Regions from separate parts of the Homo sapiens genome. Here region 1 is linked to region 2. A link is a loop called in an ENCODE intact Hi-C map of the cell type or tissue named here. Cell type or tissue: heart right ventricle. All regions are shown on one strand.

Region 1 (8,000 bases), 120 kb after region 2:
GAGGCCGAGATGGGTAGACTGCTTGAGCCCAGGAGTTTGAGATCAGCCTGGGCAACACGGCAAAACCCCATCTCTACAAAAAATACAAAAATTAGCTCGTTGTGGTGATGCATGCTGTAGTCTCAGCTACTCAGGAGGCTGAGGAGGGAGGATTGCTTGAGCCCAACAGGTCAAGGATGCAGTGGGCTGTGATCGCACCACTGCACTCCACCCTAGGGGAGGCAGAGCAAGACCTTGTCTTTATAAAAAAAAAAAAAATCACTCTTTTCTCTCACAGAGCTCACAAATTACAGAATACATCATTTTATACCTCATATCTCTTCTCAAAAATGTCCAACATAGGCAATTCTTCCTCCAACACTGGAACAGACTACTGTTCCTCTGGGTGAGTACTAGATGAAGCAGTTGGTTTGTGTTTATATGTTATGTTGTACAAAAATGAAAAAAAGGTTTTCTAAACATGAAAGTGTAGTTGAATGTGTTCAAGTTAAATGAGTATGAGACTCCACTGTTTTAGTTGTGTAATTAGAGGAAAAACTATTTTCTTCAATGTTTACGAAGAACACTACCCATGGCAATGAGTTAGGAAACACTCTTAAGACTAAGGGAAAAAAATAATTATTGATTTCCAAAATGGACTTCTTAAAGAGGTGAGGAATATCTCTGAGTATTTCTGAGTTTTTTAAAAGTCCAAAAACTTAAGAAAATAATACTTAATGTTCAGCATGAAGTTGAGATTGGGCTGCAAAATTGGGGTTTAACAATTTGAATGCCCAAGAAGCAGCTTTTGCTTTTTTTGCAGTCACCAATATCCACAATGAACAATATTAATAAAATTAAATCAAAATGAAAAATTGACAGCATTTAAGATACTGTGGATAAAATTATAGCCAATTTTTGTTTTAAAAATTCTTCCACGGTATATTTTCCTTTTAAAGATTTACAACTATGGTGTCTCTCATAACTGGAATAAGATAAATTCTATATAAAATTCAATTTTAAAAAGTATTCTCATGTACAGAGGCTGACATCATGGGTAGTCAAAGAATATGTTTAATAAAAAATAATTAAACTTCCATTTGCTCTATAGAACATCATAGAAAGTAATTTAATAAATTACAAATGACTTTTTAAGACGTTTGCTCAACTACAGAAAGCAAATTCAGACTACACAAAACACAACTGGTAAATATTGCAAATGTCCAAAAGAAAGATTGGACTAAGACTTGAATCATAAAACCTGAAACAAGGGCTATAAATACAAGGCAATAACAGCTATAATTCTTTTAGTAACTACCAACACATACTTGGATATTCTTTCAACTGCAACTTTAGTATTATGTAATTCTACTGATTTTTTTTTCCTTATAACCCTTAACTTTACACAACCATATTTGCATGTGTTTTCTTAGCTGATAGCTGGACAACTTTTCCCCAATGAATATTAAATAGAAGTGTCTTGAAACCTAAGAGAATGTTTAAAGTTATGTTAGACTTAATGCTTTGAAAACTGTAATTGCCTTATTATATAGAAAGAGAATCACTAGGATGTTAACCAAATTTATTTGACCATAATTAGGAAAATACTTTCTCTCATAAATTTGATATAAATTAGATTTTAGTGACAAGATCTACAGATTTTTTTTCCTTTTTTTTTTTTTTAATTGGCGAAAGGAAGGAATAAAGATCATGTGGGTAGAATTAGAGGGAGGAAGGGAAATGTGGTTGGTGTTGAAATACTCCACCGGTAAACTAAGATAACTGTGTTTGAAACTTTGGCTATCTCATAGGTGTATTCTAGTTAAACAAAAGTGCAATACTGCAAAGGGAAGATACTAAATATGTAATATATCATTTTCATGATGAAGAATTACTACCCACTTCTCCTGGATGGGCATTATAGAGACTATTGCTAAGACATTGCATAAAGGACTATCAATTCAAAGTACTATTTTGGGAAAATACAAAATCAATACAATCCCAATGGAACTTATATAATTTTGTAAATACATATAACACTGTCTCTCTAATAAGGGGTTATTTTACATACAGAAACATAATTTACTGGTAAAGGTCTTGGAAAACCTGATACAATTGACTAACTCATGACAAAGCAACAGTTTTATCAAAACATACTGAAAGTATTTTTTCTGTAGGAGAGAACTGGGACACTTTTTCCCCCTAAATTTATGCCCTTGCAGACTTTACTACTAACTTATTTGAGTACCAGAAAAATGCTAACATATATCTCTCCTTAGAATGTCAATATTTTTATGTCCAATTCAGTACTAATTGTTTTAAATATATATAAAGGTGAACCTGGACCTCTACCTTGTCAGAATAATAGCAGCTTTAGCAGGAGAAATTGTATCACAAATCAAATATCAGACAAATTTTACATGGTAAAGGAGTCTATGAAATTGAACAGAAGCCTCAGGCTTCACTTTTGTGGTTTACAGGTATAACTTGTACATCTTTTTGAGATTATTCAAAGTGCATTTTCAAAACGGGCAACTCAGTATATTTAATATAAACTGATAACCCAACACTGATTCTGGGCAACATTTAGTCTGCTTACACCTAGAAACTCAAAATGAATTTAGACTATCTGCATATTACTTTACCACTATTATCTGTTAATTCTGGAATATTTCCATGACATAAAACACAAATAGAAATCTACACAAAGAAAGCAAACAAACAATTTCTTTTACATGAAGTATGCTGTGTTGAAAGTTCTTTTCAGTGGCATTTCATGAGTTTGCCTTTTCTGAACCCTGGAAACAGACATTACTCATCTGAGACATGATTATTTCTAATAGGAGGCCAAACTTTGAAAAGTTAAAACTAAGTATGTCTATAGGGTGCCAAAGTCACATGACACATGATTATTTTATGACTTAATTTTACTGATATCTGAATTAAGCTCAGCAAAAAGCAAGTCATATTTCTTGCCAGATTGACATGATATATAGGATGTGTTTAAAAAACCCCTGAAAACAAGTATAGAATTAGAAACGAATGTAAACTTCCTAAACTAACTCAGCTGAGGTAACAGGTAGCCAGTTAAATTGGCTGATTGGGAAACTTATTTCTTCTTTAAAACATACTTGTACCTGAATTGGAAACATCAGCAGTGCATCACAACACTAGAGCATTTTCATGTAATTAAAGCAATGGATGGTGATGTAGATTCTACAGCTTTCATGACATTCATTAGCTGCCCAAATTATTGCTGAGTTTTGATCTGTAAATTATAGGTGTCAAGGAGGCTGTAAAACTATATTCAAATTAAATCAGTAATATGCATAAAGTATTCTGTGTTCACTGCAAATATATTAAATATACAACTCTTATTGAGCATAATTTTCATAAAATTAACCCCCAACAAAATTATAATGCCTTTTGTTGTAATTTTACACCTTTATGTATTTGATAGTACATACGAGTTCAGAAACTTATGAATCTTAAGAAATATTACATGCAAAAAGTCTCTGAAAGCAGTTTGCACTTCTAAACAAATAACTGAAATGTTCGGTCAGTAAGTTATTGATGCACTCAACACTGGGGTATTTACAATTAATTATTAAAGAAAAAATCCAAAATCAGTTCATATTTTAAGTGCAGAGTCTGGGAATCAGTCTTCATTACTAGAATCTGAATCCTCAGATGACGACGATGTACTATCAGATCCAGATGAAGCATCAGCTTTCTCTGAACCCTCATCTGTGCTGTTTTCATTGAGAGGACTTGGTTCAGTTCCTCCTTTGTCTTCCTGATCTTTAATTCTGGAATCTTCTTCTTTTACTTCTACAGACTTAGACGAGCCTAAGTCACTGTTTTTGTTTTGTACATCAAAAGTATTGGACTGGGACAAAGTTGGAATATGAAGATTAAGGCCTGGAGTGAGAAGCATCCCTGGATAAAGTATATTAGATAGTAATAGTGGGTTAAGAGCTAATGGGTTGGCAGCTGCAGCTGTATTTAATGCAGCAGTAGAGGATGTGGAAGGAGAACTTGACACAGAGTTTTCTCCACCATTCTCTGAACTTTGGCTCTCTGTCCTTTCTGTTTTTCCTTCTGACTCCTTAGAGTCACTTCCCTTTTTGTCTTCTGTCCCAGATTCCGTAGGCTTTGTCAGGAGTCCTCCCATGCCCAACAGATTTGGTAATCCAGCCATTCCTGACAGCAGCATGGGGAACATAGCAGCCATGTTTTTAGCTTCTCCTCCAGAAGGAAGGCCGGTAGGCATTCCCATCAACCCAGCAGTTACTTGCAGTGACTGCAAGTTTTGTAGGTTTTGTTGTAAGGCCTGAAGAGTTGTGAGATCCACACCTGGAAGTAGTCCATTGGCTAACAAAGGATTGCCTGAAACACTGGTGGCAGATGCAGCAGCTGCTGCTGCTGTGGCCTTTGCAATTCCACTTTTAGGCCGTCTCCCCCGCCTGCTTACTTCCTCTCTCACAACGGGACCAGTGAGAATACGTTCATACATGCTTTCTGGAAGAAATCCCTGGAAGAAATATATATTCATTAATAATCCCTACATGAAAATAAAATAAAGAGTTATTAGCTTATCATACAAATAACCATGAAAAATAGGTAATTATTTGTAAATTTATTCTGTACTGATATTAAATAATCAATTATAATAGCAATAACCTAATTTTATATAAGTGGTAGCTTCAAACAGCTCTTCCACTTTTCATTTTATCACAGAATAAGTGAGTAAAGAGGTCTTTAGCCTTCCTCCATACTGTAAAACATAAGATTGTAGTATAATTCTAGAAAATATAAGGTCCAAAAAAATTTTTTCATGGGTACTTCCATAACCCTTACATGTTTCACACCATCACTTGTCCTAGAAGACCAAAGAAGTGGCTCCCTTCTAATTGGGAAGAACAATAAAGAAGGAATATTAAAGGTTAAGGTTATAGTAAGATGCTTCATATGAATTATTTTACTGTCACTTTGGGAATAAAGGAGATAGAGCCATGCTCAAAAAGATACTCAAAGTGGGTTAAGGTCACCTGCAGTAGCACTTGCAGATTGGGAACCATAAAGTCCAGGACAACAGAAAACAATCTATGCTACTTTCATGTAATTCTCCCATGATTTTCTGGGTCCCAGAACTCTTAGAAGTTTTAAGAGTTTAGAATCACTGGAACAGCACTATCTAATAGAAATACAATGTAAGCCACATATGTAACTTGAAATTTTATAGTAGCCACATTTAAAATAGGTAAAACAGAAACAGGTGACATTAATTTTAGTAATAGTCTATTTAATAGAACATAATCTGAATATTGTCACTTCAATATGTAATCTATAAAAATTGAGATATTTTACATTTTTTTTCCAACAAAGTGTTCAAAATCCAAAACCACTGTGTATTTTACACTTAATGTTAATTCACATTTCAAGTGCTCAACAGCCACATGTGCCTATTTGTGGCTACTGAGGGGCTACTGTTTGTGACAATGCAGTTCTAGATAGTGGTTTAAGACAAGACTCATTCGACTATTGTTTAATTTTGTTTTGAACTGAATCAACTTATTTTTTCTCTTTACAAAGGCATCAGGGCTCATAGCAGAAAACACAACAAAAAATATTAAAAAAATCATCCATCATCTCAACATTCAGAGATAACCATTGCTAACATTTCATTATGTGTTCTATTTTTTTCCTTGTGCAATTATACACATTCTATAATTCCCCCCACCTCCCTTTCTGAAACAAAAAAAATAGAATCACAGCGAACTTAGTTTTATAGCCTGCCCTTTCCATTTGGACACCTGTAAGAATAATATCTATTAATTATTCACCATTAGCATACGTGTAGGCTTTACTATCCCAAGAGCTTAAATACTACTGATTTTAATATACTGTGAACTTTCTCTCCCTTTAGATGTTCTTCTAAGATATGTTTTTTTTTTTTTTGAGATGGAGTCTTGCCTCTGTTGCCCAGGCTGGAGTGCAGTGGTGCGATCTTGGCTCACTGCAACCTCTGCCTCCTGGGTTCAAGTGATTCTCCTGCCTCAGCCTCAGCCTCAGCTGGGACTACTGCCTGGCTAATTTTTGTATTTTTAGTAGAGACGGGGTTTCTCTGTGTTGGCCGGCTGGTCTCGAACTCCTGACCTCAGGTGATCCACCCGCCTCGGCCTCCCAAGGTGCTGGGATTACAGGGGTGAGCCACTGCACTAGGTCTAAGATATACTCTTTAAAATAGTTGCCTAGGCTGGGAATGGTGGCTCAGGCCTGTAATCCTAGCACTTTGGGAGGCTGAGGTGGGTGGATCACTTGAGGCCAGGAGTTCAAGACCAGCCTGGCCAATATGGCGAAATATCGTCTCTACTAAAAATACAAAAATTAGCAGGGTGTGTTGGTGGCACCTATTGTCCCAGCTACTTGGAAGGCTGAGGCATGAGAATCACTTGAACCCAGGAGGCGAAGGTTGCAGTGAGCCAAGGTTGCGCCACTGCACTCCAGCCTGGGTGACAGAGAGGGATCCTGTCTAAAAAAAAAAAAAAAAGAAAAAGAAAAAGAAAAAAAATTGCATAGTTTTCCAGAATCTTAATGAACTATTAATTTATTCTCAATTTTTTACTAGTATATCATGATGAATATCCTTACATATTTGCTCATATATTTGATTACTCTTTGTGGCATCATTCAAATGGTATCTTAGAGGTTAATGTAAAAACAAATCAGTATTGATTTTCTGTTCTAACCTGAGAAGCATCTGAGAAATTTGCAACATGTACTGCAAAATAAAAATTGCAAACTGAAAAATGCTGTCACAAATTCATGGAATATTTTATTAATTATAATTAATCTAAGATATAATTGAATGGCACCTAATTTGAAAATAATGTATGAGTTAGTATTCGTAAAATACTCACAGATTGCTTAACAACATCTCCCCATTCAGGAGCTACTCCATATTCTGAATTTTCTTTTAGGAATCTACATAAATCTTTCAAAGGGGGAGCAAATGCACCTCCAACCTGTAAATTAGAAACAGATTAAATACTACAACACTGTTACATAGAAAACTCTTGATTGCTTTTATTGTATGCTCTACAGAGTTTATTTCCTTAAAATACATATTTTTTGAACCACCTTAGGTAATCTTTATGATTATATTAAAAAGGCCCACCGTGACCCTATGGACTACTGATGTAATATATAAATATGTGATAATGTAAATTTTAAATGTTTTAAGTAGAATAACTAGAACAGTAAAATGAATAACTACCATGCTGGACAGGCCATATAGCCTAGTTAAAAGTACACCCTCTAGAGTTAGACTTACCAGCTATGTGAACTCGAGCAAATCAGTAAATCTCTTTCAGCCTCAATTTTCTGATCTGTAAAATGGGGATAACAATAATACTTCCCTCATAGGGTTTTATAAAGATAAAATGAGACAATTCAAGTACCTTAGCATAATGCCTGTCACATAATAAATATAAGTTATTATATGGCAAGTATTGTGCTAAGTACTTTAAATGTAAACTTTATTTTAGTTCTCACTACCTCCTTTGGAGATAGTATTATTTCTATTTTTCAAACGAAGAAACTGAGCCTCAGAGAATTTATATAATTTGCCTAAAGTTAGCTAGTACATGTTAGAGTCAGGATACAAAACTAGGTCTCAAAAACCAATACTGTTATCGATTATATATATTGACACCCTAAAAGTATAAAATTGTATATATCTTTCATATGTGAAGTATGTATAATTAACCAATCATAAGTAAATAATTTGGAAAAAAATGTAATAATATGACACAGACAAAATAATATTTTGAAATTTAAATTAAAAACATTACATTTGGACAAGTGATTTATACCTACCAATTTAACATCCCTTTAGAGACTAAAAATATTTCTTGAGTAATTTCTTCTTCTATACCACTTTGAATGATTAAATACTATATCTTGATAGGATACAGATAAGGTTTAATATGATCAGTTATATTACCTATAAGTATTTA
Region 2 (8,000 bases):
AATCCTGACCTTACAAATAAATCTGACTTTGTGAGGTATTTTATCTTTTAATCAACAAAGATAACAAGTAAATAGAAATGTTTCATCTCCAGAGTTGGCTTATTTGTCATTAGAAAGGTGGCTATAAAAGAGTACACCTTTCCCCCAAATAAATGAGAACTGAATTAAAGCAATTAAATGACTATTAGAAAAGATCATCGTGTATTATAAAAGATCACAGTGGTGGACTGTGAGAGGACCAAGTTTCTTTTTTTTTTTTTTTTTTTTCGAGACACGGTCTCAAAGTCGCCCAGACTGGAGGTGCAATCTCAGCTCACTGCAGCCTCCGCTTCCCAGGTTCAAGCGATTCTCCCACCTCAACCTCCCAAGTAGCTAGGATTCCAGGCATATGCCAACATGCCCAATCCACAAAGGTTCTTAAGGTGGAATTATTATAAACTGAATTAATGAGATAAAAGTCAAACACTGAGTTAATTACAGAGAAAAAACCACCCCAACAGGTCCAGTGAGAACAAAATAAGGACAATGAAATTATTTTTTATTGTATTGTACATATTATATATAGTACCAACTATATTTACTTCTAAGTACACATATGCCATAAAAGACAAACAAAACAGATAAAAATCCTAGAAATGAGACATACTTGCCCAATACAATCATATGAAAAGATTACCATCATACATAATAGCAGTCACACATTCTAAAATTTGTAGCCGCTGTAAAAATGGTTTATATACTCCAAAACCTTTATTTCATGCCACTGATCATGTCGCCTTTATCATCACTAAAGAAACATGCCAGTGTCATGTATGACAAAAGAAAGATTTTTCTCTTGAATCAAGCATGCAGCTCAGGGAAGGAAGGATGGCGGCTCTCACCCTAATTAGCCAGAGAGGGACCAGGACAAATCAAACCTGGAGACCAACAATGTAACACATTCTTCCCAGAGGCCTTCACAGCCAGTATGAAACTAAGAACCAGGAACCAGGAGATCTGAGTTCAATCTTAGCTTTGTTCCCAGCAGCTAGTTTCTGGGCTCAGCTGCCTAATCTTTAAAGTAACTAAGCTGACTGAGCATGGTGGCTCACACCTGTAATCCCAACACTTTGGGAGGCCGAGGTGGCAGATCACTTGAGGTCAGGAGTTCGAGACCACCCTGGCCAACATGGCAAAACCCCAACACTACTAAAAATACAAAAATTAGCCAGGTATAATGGTGCATGCCTGCAATCCCAGCTACTCAAGAGGCTGAGCCACAAGAATCACTTGAACACAAGAGGCGGAGGTTGCAGTGAGCAGAGATCATACCACTGCACTCCAGCCTGGGCAACAGAGCAAGATCCTGTCTCAAAAATAAAAATAAAAATAAAAAATAAAGTAAATGAGTTAAGCTAGGCCGGGTGCGATGGCTCACGCCTGTAAGCCCAGCACTTTGGGAGGCTGACGCAGGTGGATCACGAGGTCAGGAGTTCAAGGCCAGCCTGGCCAAGATGGTGAAACTCCGTCTCTACTAAAAACTACAAAAAATTAGCCGGGCACAGTGGCAGGCACCTGTAATCCCAGCTACTCGGGAGGCTGAGGCAGGAGATTGCTTGAACCCGGGCAGCAGAGGTTGCAGTGGGCCGAGATCGCACCACTGCACTCCAGCCTGGGCAACAGAGTGAGACTCCATCTCAAAAAAAAAATAAAATAAAGTAAGTTAAGCTAGTTAATCTAATAATGAGAGTCTCTCTTATACTTATGAAACTCCTTCCAGCTCTAAGATTCTTTGTTAACTTTGCATTTTATTGAGCCATCTTAGTGGCAAAGGCATTCCACATAGTATACAGAAGAAAGCTATATAATAATATAACTGCACTTTCCTATCTACTTTAAAGAATTGTTTCTACATAGAAATATAAAAAGGAACTGGGCGCAGTGGCTCGTGCCTATAATCCCAGCACTGTGGGAGGCCAGGGCAGGCAGATCACCTGAGGTCAGGAGTTTGAGACCAGCCTGGCCAACATGGTGAAACCCCATCTCTACTGAAAACACAAAAATTAGCTGGGCATGGTGGTGGGCGCCTGTAATCACGGCTATTCGGGAGGCTGAGGCAGGAGAATTACTTGAACCTGGGAGGTGTAGGCTGCAGTGAGCCGAGATTGTGCCACTACAATCTACCCTGGGAGACAGAATGAGATTCCATCTCAAATAAATAAATAAATAAATAAATACAAAAAGGACAAAAAATAATAGAGACATGTATTTCACTGAATGCAGACCTTGGGTAGGTTAAATGAGACAAGAAAAAAGGGAAAGAAAATAAATAGTATATAAAAGCATTTGACTAAGTATACTTATCTGAACAAGATACAAAAAAAAATCTGAACAGCTCTGAGGTTGATCAGTAATTGCGCTCAACTAAATAAGATACATCTCATGAAAAATAGAGTTCACAATACAAGCATATACAGAATAATGTGTTTTCAGCTCATAATTTAAAAGAGTAGCTTTGGGTAGAAAAGATGTTGTATACAACAAAGTTAATGGACTTTCCATTTAATAAGAGAAGATTTGGATATTGTAAAGAAATCCAATAGATCCTTTGATGAAAAGGCAATACTTAAAAAAGAATCTAGGATTAAAACCCTTGAGAAAATTTTCAGTGAAAATCTTTTCCTGATACATATTAGAAGTTGACAAAATTAATACCTGAAAATGTAAATAGACATATTAAATCTAAATAAATATTACTATTTTCTTACCTTTTGCATATATAAAAAGCACCCAACAAAAATGGAAAATTTCAGACACAGTACAGGGCTGTCGCCTTTGGGGGAAGAAAAAAAAAAGTCATGAGACAACAGAAGAATCAGAAAAAAAAATCCCAAATGATTATAAATCAGGTGTAAAATAAAACCCACAGTTAAAGGGAGAGACAACAGATTCAGCTTCACATGGAAAACGTGGACGTTCTGCCTTAACAAAATATTGGTAGGAAATAGCTGGGATCCAGGGAAAGAGCCCATCTCAAAGAAAAGAAAATTCTTAAAGAATTTTTTAAAGTTTTTTGAGGGCAAGATAGGTGAGGTGGAAAATAAAATGAATAAAAATAGTTCTTTTGATGACACAGCAATGCTATGCTGCTTTAGGACCACTATATGCAGTCAGATATGTCCTTATTTTTTTCTCCTTTATCATAGCTAATGACCTGTATCCCTCCCTCCCTCCTTAAAGATATTCCAGACTATATCAAATCACAAAAGGCCTTTTTAATGTAAATTATGAGCTTCCTATAATTCCTTATACTTCCATCCATTAAGAGTACCTGTTGTATATTGCCAAGTAGTCTGCCAAGTTTCAGACCTGCTTTAAGCTTGGCTTTTCTACCAAAACCTCTGACAACTTTTAGACAAGAAATCTGTGGTCTCCACCTCCCAACAGCCTTATTCTAACAAGGTGCCCAGAAGAACGAAATTCCGTGGAGAAGATTAGATTAGATTTAGTTCCAGCACTGCCATTAGCTAGGGTACTTGCTCACCTGGGCCTTAGTCATTTCATCTGTCAAAAGATTACTCTACTTGGGTACAATACTGTACTTAGTTCACCAGTCCATGGCAAGGATTAAATGTCAGTGTTCTGCTTTTAAAAGTAGCCTCTCTACCATAGGCGCATGATAAACTATTTCTAGTTTTAGTTGCCTACCAAAATAAAATTCAATTTTTTTTAGCTTAACACTTAAGCTACTCTTAATTCTGGCTCTACAACTTGAGAATTCTAGAAAAAAAAACTTGACTAACCTCCCACATTTCTTCTTGCTTTACTGCTTTTGTCTTTTCTTGTTTCCTCTACACAGAAGGTGCTATCTGTATCTTCAAATTCACCTATCAAACTCGTACCCATCTTTCAAGACCCATTTCTACTTATTCCATGTAAACTTACCTGACTGGCTCATCCAGAGTGATTTCTTTTCCTCCTAAGTTTTACATCTGTATTCCCTCTGGTAGTCATGGGACTTTTATAACACACTGCATTGCATGCACTGGAATCTTCATACCTGCCTCATCTCGCTGACTGTACTGTAAGCTCTCAGAAGACAGAGACTGTGGGGTTTGGTGTTTTAAAAAATGCCTGTGTCCTACATAATACCTAACAGTATTTCCTGTGGATAAGTGCTAAACAAATAGTGACACATTTTCAGATAGTGTGTGAGAGATGCAGTATATAGTCACAGTAAAGCACATGGGTTCCCGCAGTCAGTTTCAATAAGAACTCCACGCTTGGTTGTGCGACCCTGGCCAAATTACTTAACCTCTCTGCGGCTAATTTTCTCTATCTAACAATAGTATGAGTATCACAAGGTTGTCAGAGGGATTAACTGAAGTAATACATATTGAAGTCTTAAGAGTCCCTGCCCCAAAGTAAATGCTCAGTAAGTGCTATACATTATGACTATAGTTAACAGAAAGAGCTAACAGAAAGTATACAAAGTGATTAAAATGTAAAATCTCTAATAAAGTGATTTACTTTTTTTTTTTTTTTTTTGAGACAAGGTCTTGCTCTGTCACCCAAACTGGAGTACAGTGGTATGAGCACAGCTCACTGCAGCCTCAACCTCCCAGGCTCAAGTGATCCCCCCACCTCAGCCTCCCCAGTAGCTGGGACCACAGGTGTGCGCCACCACTCCAAGCTAATTTTTCTATTTTTTGTGGAGATGAAGTTTCGCCATACTGTCCAGGCTGGTCTCAAACTCCTGGGCTCAAGTGATCTGTCCACTTCAGCCTCCCAAAGTGCTGGGGATCAGGTGTGAGCCACTGCACATGGCCTTTTAAAATTCTCTTAATTAGAATTAGGTAGTATATATATCCTAAGAAATAGCAAAACAAGTGCAATCTGAAATTATTTTCCAGATACTCCAAAGAAAGAAGATATCTTCCCATAAATGATCACATTGGCCTCACTCAGACTCAGTACAAAGCTTCTATTCAAACTTTAGAATACTTCATTTTTTATTTATTTATTTGGAGACGAAGTCTCACTCTGTCACCTAGGCTGGAGTGCAGTGGCGCGATCGCAGCTCACTGAAACCTCCGACTCCTGGGTTCAAGTGATTCACCTGCCTCAGCCTCTCAAGTAGCTGGGACAACAGGCACACACCACCATACCTGCCTAATTTTTGTATTTTTAGTGGAGATGGGGTTTTGGCACATTGGCCAGGCTAGTCTTGAACTCCTGACCTCAAGCAATCCACCTGCCTCGGCCTCCCAAAGTGCTAGGAGAATATGTCATTTTATTTATTTATTTATTTATTTATTTATTAAAATGGAGTCTCGCTCTATCGCCCAGGCTGGAGTGCAGTGGCGTGATCTCGGCTCACTGCAACCTCCAACTCTGAGGTTCAAGTGATTCTTCCACCTCTCCCTCCCAAGTAGCTGGGATTACAGGCACCCACCACCACACCCCGCTAATTTTTTTATTTTTAGTAGAGACGGGGTTTCGCCACGTTGGCCAGGCTGGTCTCGAACTCCCGACCTAGAGTGATCCACCCGCCTTGGCCTCCCAAAGTGCTGGGATTACAGGCACTCAGCCAGAATACCTCCTTTTATTTGTTTACTTATTTATTTATGAGATGGAGTTTCATTCTTGTCGCCCAGGCTCGAATGCAATGGTACGATCTTGGCTCACAACTTCTGCCTCTCGGTTCAAGGGATTCTACTGACTCAGCCTCCCGAGTAGCTGGGATTATAGGCATGCACCACCACGCACAGCTAATTTTTGTATTTTTAGTAGAGACGGGGTTTTGCCACGTTGGCCAGGCTGGTCTTGAACTCCTGAACTCAGGTGATTCGCCTGCCTCAGCCTCCTAAAGTGCTGGGATTACAGGCGTGAGCCAACCCGCCTGGCTCAGAATGCTTCATTTTAAATAGTCAATTCCCCAAAACTGTAAGTGAGCTAGACCAGATGCTTCTGTATCAGTGGTGCCATCTATATTAAAATGTAAATAGTTCTAGTTTTTTTAAATTTTTTTTCCTCCTGGTTTGTCATTCCCCCATTTTATTTTTAAAAGGTTACACTTAATGTAAACATCCTTCACAGTCTGGGAAAACTTTTATATTTAAAGAGAAGCAAACATTATTTATTCTAGCCAAATAATTTTAACTCCTTTCCCTTTACTTTTCTTGTCAACATTTTTCTAATTGTTAGAATTTTCATTTCTACTTTATGAAAAAACTTTCAATGATAAAGAAGGAAAATGTGTATTCCATAACTGCCTTTATCTATCAGGAAAGGTAGAAAACACTGAGTCAGAGCATGCTTATAGACTTTGCAGAAGTGATCAGAAAGCACAAATTCATAATAGTTTCAGTTCTCCTGTCTTTTCCCAATCCAGTCTCTCTATTCTGAATTCATTATAAACATCAAAATACATAGAGAAGTCATTTCAAGGGGATTATTTATTACTCAGTTTGACATAAAATAGTCTATATAATCACTAGTAGAAAATATAGTGGTTAATATAGTGATCTATATCTAGGGCAGTGCTCCCTTCGGCAGCACATATACTAAAATTGGAACAATACATTGATTAGCATGGCCCCTGCGCAATAAAAAATATATATATCCAGATACAGATACAGATACATCTCCAAGGCGGCGAAAGGGTGAAAATCCCTAAGTCTGACTTGTACAGTCTGCATTTTTTGTTGCTTAAATGAAAAAGGAAGGTTTCAGAACAAGGATCACTGAGGAAAAAATAATAATAAAATAAAATAAGACAAATGAAAGTTTATAGAAACAAAGACCTGTATACATTTAGCAATATGAAAAAAGCCACTCTTCATGGCTAACCCACAATGAAAAGCAAAAAAAGCATCATTAAAAGAAAACGACTGAGGAAAAAGATTTTTTAAATCTTATTTCTTTTTTAAAACCAGAAAAAAAAAACCTAGCAGAATATCAACACTGCAGCACAGACTAACGTGTATTCCTGATGAACCAACAAGAAAACCTACCGCTGTTTCCTTCCTCGCTGCTGACGAGGTTGCTCCTCTTGAGGGTATTTAAAGATGTCCTGAAAAATGGGTTCATATTTCTTAAAAATTACAGCAGAAACAGTGAAGTTTCTTTCTAATCTCTCAGTACGTTCTCTGAAATGTGGGGGTAGATTTGCCATGTCTTCCCACTTCTTCATCTTATTAAAAAATTCGATTAAGCTGGTATTAAAGACAAACAAGATATTTCATAATTAACATAAGGCTAAAGTATACAAAAGTAAGTATTCAAAAGTAAATCAATATTATCGCATTAAATTATATTACTTTTAGACAGTGAAATAAAATCACAACTCATGTCTCTGACTAGCTTAATTTCTTACAGATTGGTATATTCCTCTGATCCTCCTAATCCATTTTGTTTAGGTTACCTAAAGTATTTGTTAACTATGAAATATTTGAAAATACAAACCAAAATTAACAAGAGTAACCTAACCAACATTCACGTTGGTTCACTGCCAGATTTTTTAAATGTTAATATATTAAATAAATTTTGTCGTTTTTGTTTTTGTAAGAGATAGGGTTTCGTTCTATCACCCATGTTGGAGTTCAGTGGCAAGATCACAGCTCACTGCAGACTCCTGGGCTTGAGTGATCCTCCTACTTTGGCTTCCTAGAACACTGTGATTACAGGTGTGAGCCACCTCCTCCTGCCACTTCAGATTTTTTTTTAAACTAGCAACACTATAGAAGCAGTCAAGGCTAGGCGCAGTAGCTCACACCTGTAATCCCAGCACTTTGGGAGGCCGAGGTGGGAGATTCACAAGGTCAGGAGTTTGAAACCAGCATGGCCAACATGGTAAAACCCGATCTCTACTAAAAATACAAAAAATTAGCTGGGCGTGGTGGCGGGCACCTGTAATCCCAGCTACTCAGGAGGCTGAGGCAGGAAAATCACTTAAACCTGGGAGGCGGAGGTTGCAGTGAGCCGAGATCACGCCACTGCACTCCAGCCTGGCGACAATG

The links. Hi-C counts contacts between places; a loop is a spot of excess contacts. Peaks named below come from ENCODE experiments on the same cell type or tissue, not always from the same donor. Only the 100,000 strongest peaks of a DNase experiment are listed, where the experiment ranks them.
Region 1: it touches region 2 in a loop (2.4-fold over the local background); 10 of 110 quality-filtered maps call a loop at or near these places.

Annotation. Positions count from the first base shown.
Region 1 is chr16:53,320,533-53,328,532 of GRCh38, reverse strand. It overlaps CHD9 (chromodomain helicase DNA binding protein 9), which reads right to left. Exons shown (of 39, transcript NM_001308319.2): 38 at 6,903-7,007; 39 at 1,036-4,513. The coding sequence ends at 3,638. Among named protein-coding and RNA genes, the nearest start is that of RBL2, 110 kb to the left of the region's middle. In heart right ventricle, no CTCF peak of the experiment used is centred here; no DNase peak of the experiment used is centred here.
Region 2 is chr16:53,441,854-53,449,853 of GRCh38, reverse strand. It overlaps RBL2 (RB transcriptional corepressor like 2), which reads right to left. Exons shown (of 22, transcript NM_005611.4): 3 at 6,996-7,196; 4 at 2,748-2,812. It also overlaps the pseudogene RNU6-1153P. Among named protein-coding and RNA genes, the nearest start is that of RBL2, 11 kb to the right of the region's middle. In heart right ventricle, no CTCF peak of the experiment used is centred here; no DNase peak of the experiment used is centred here.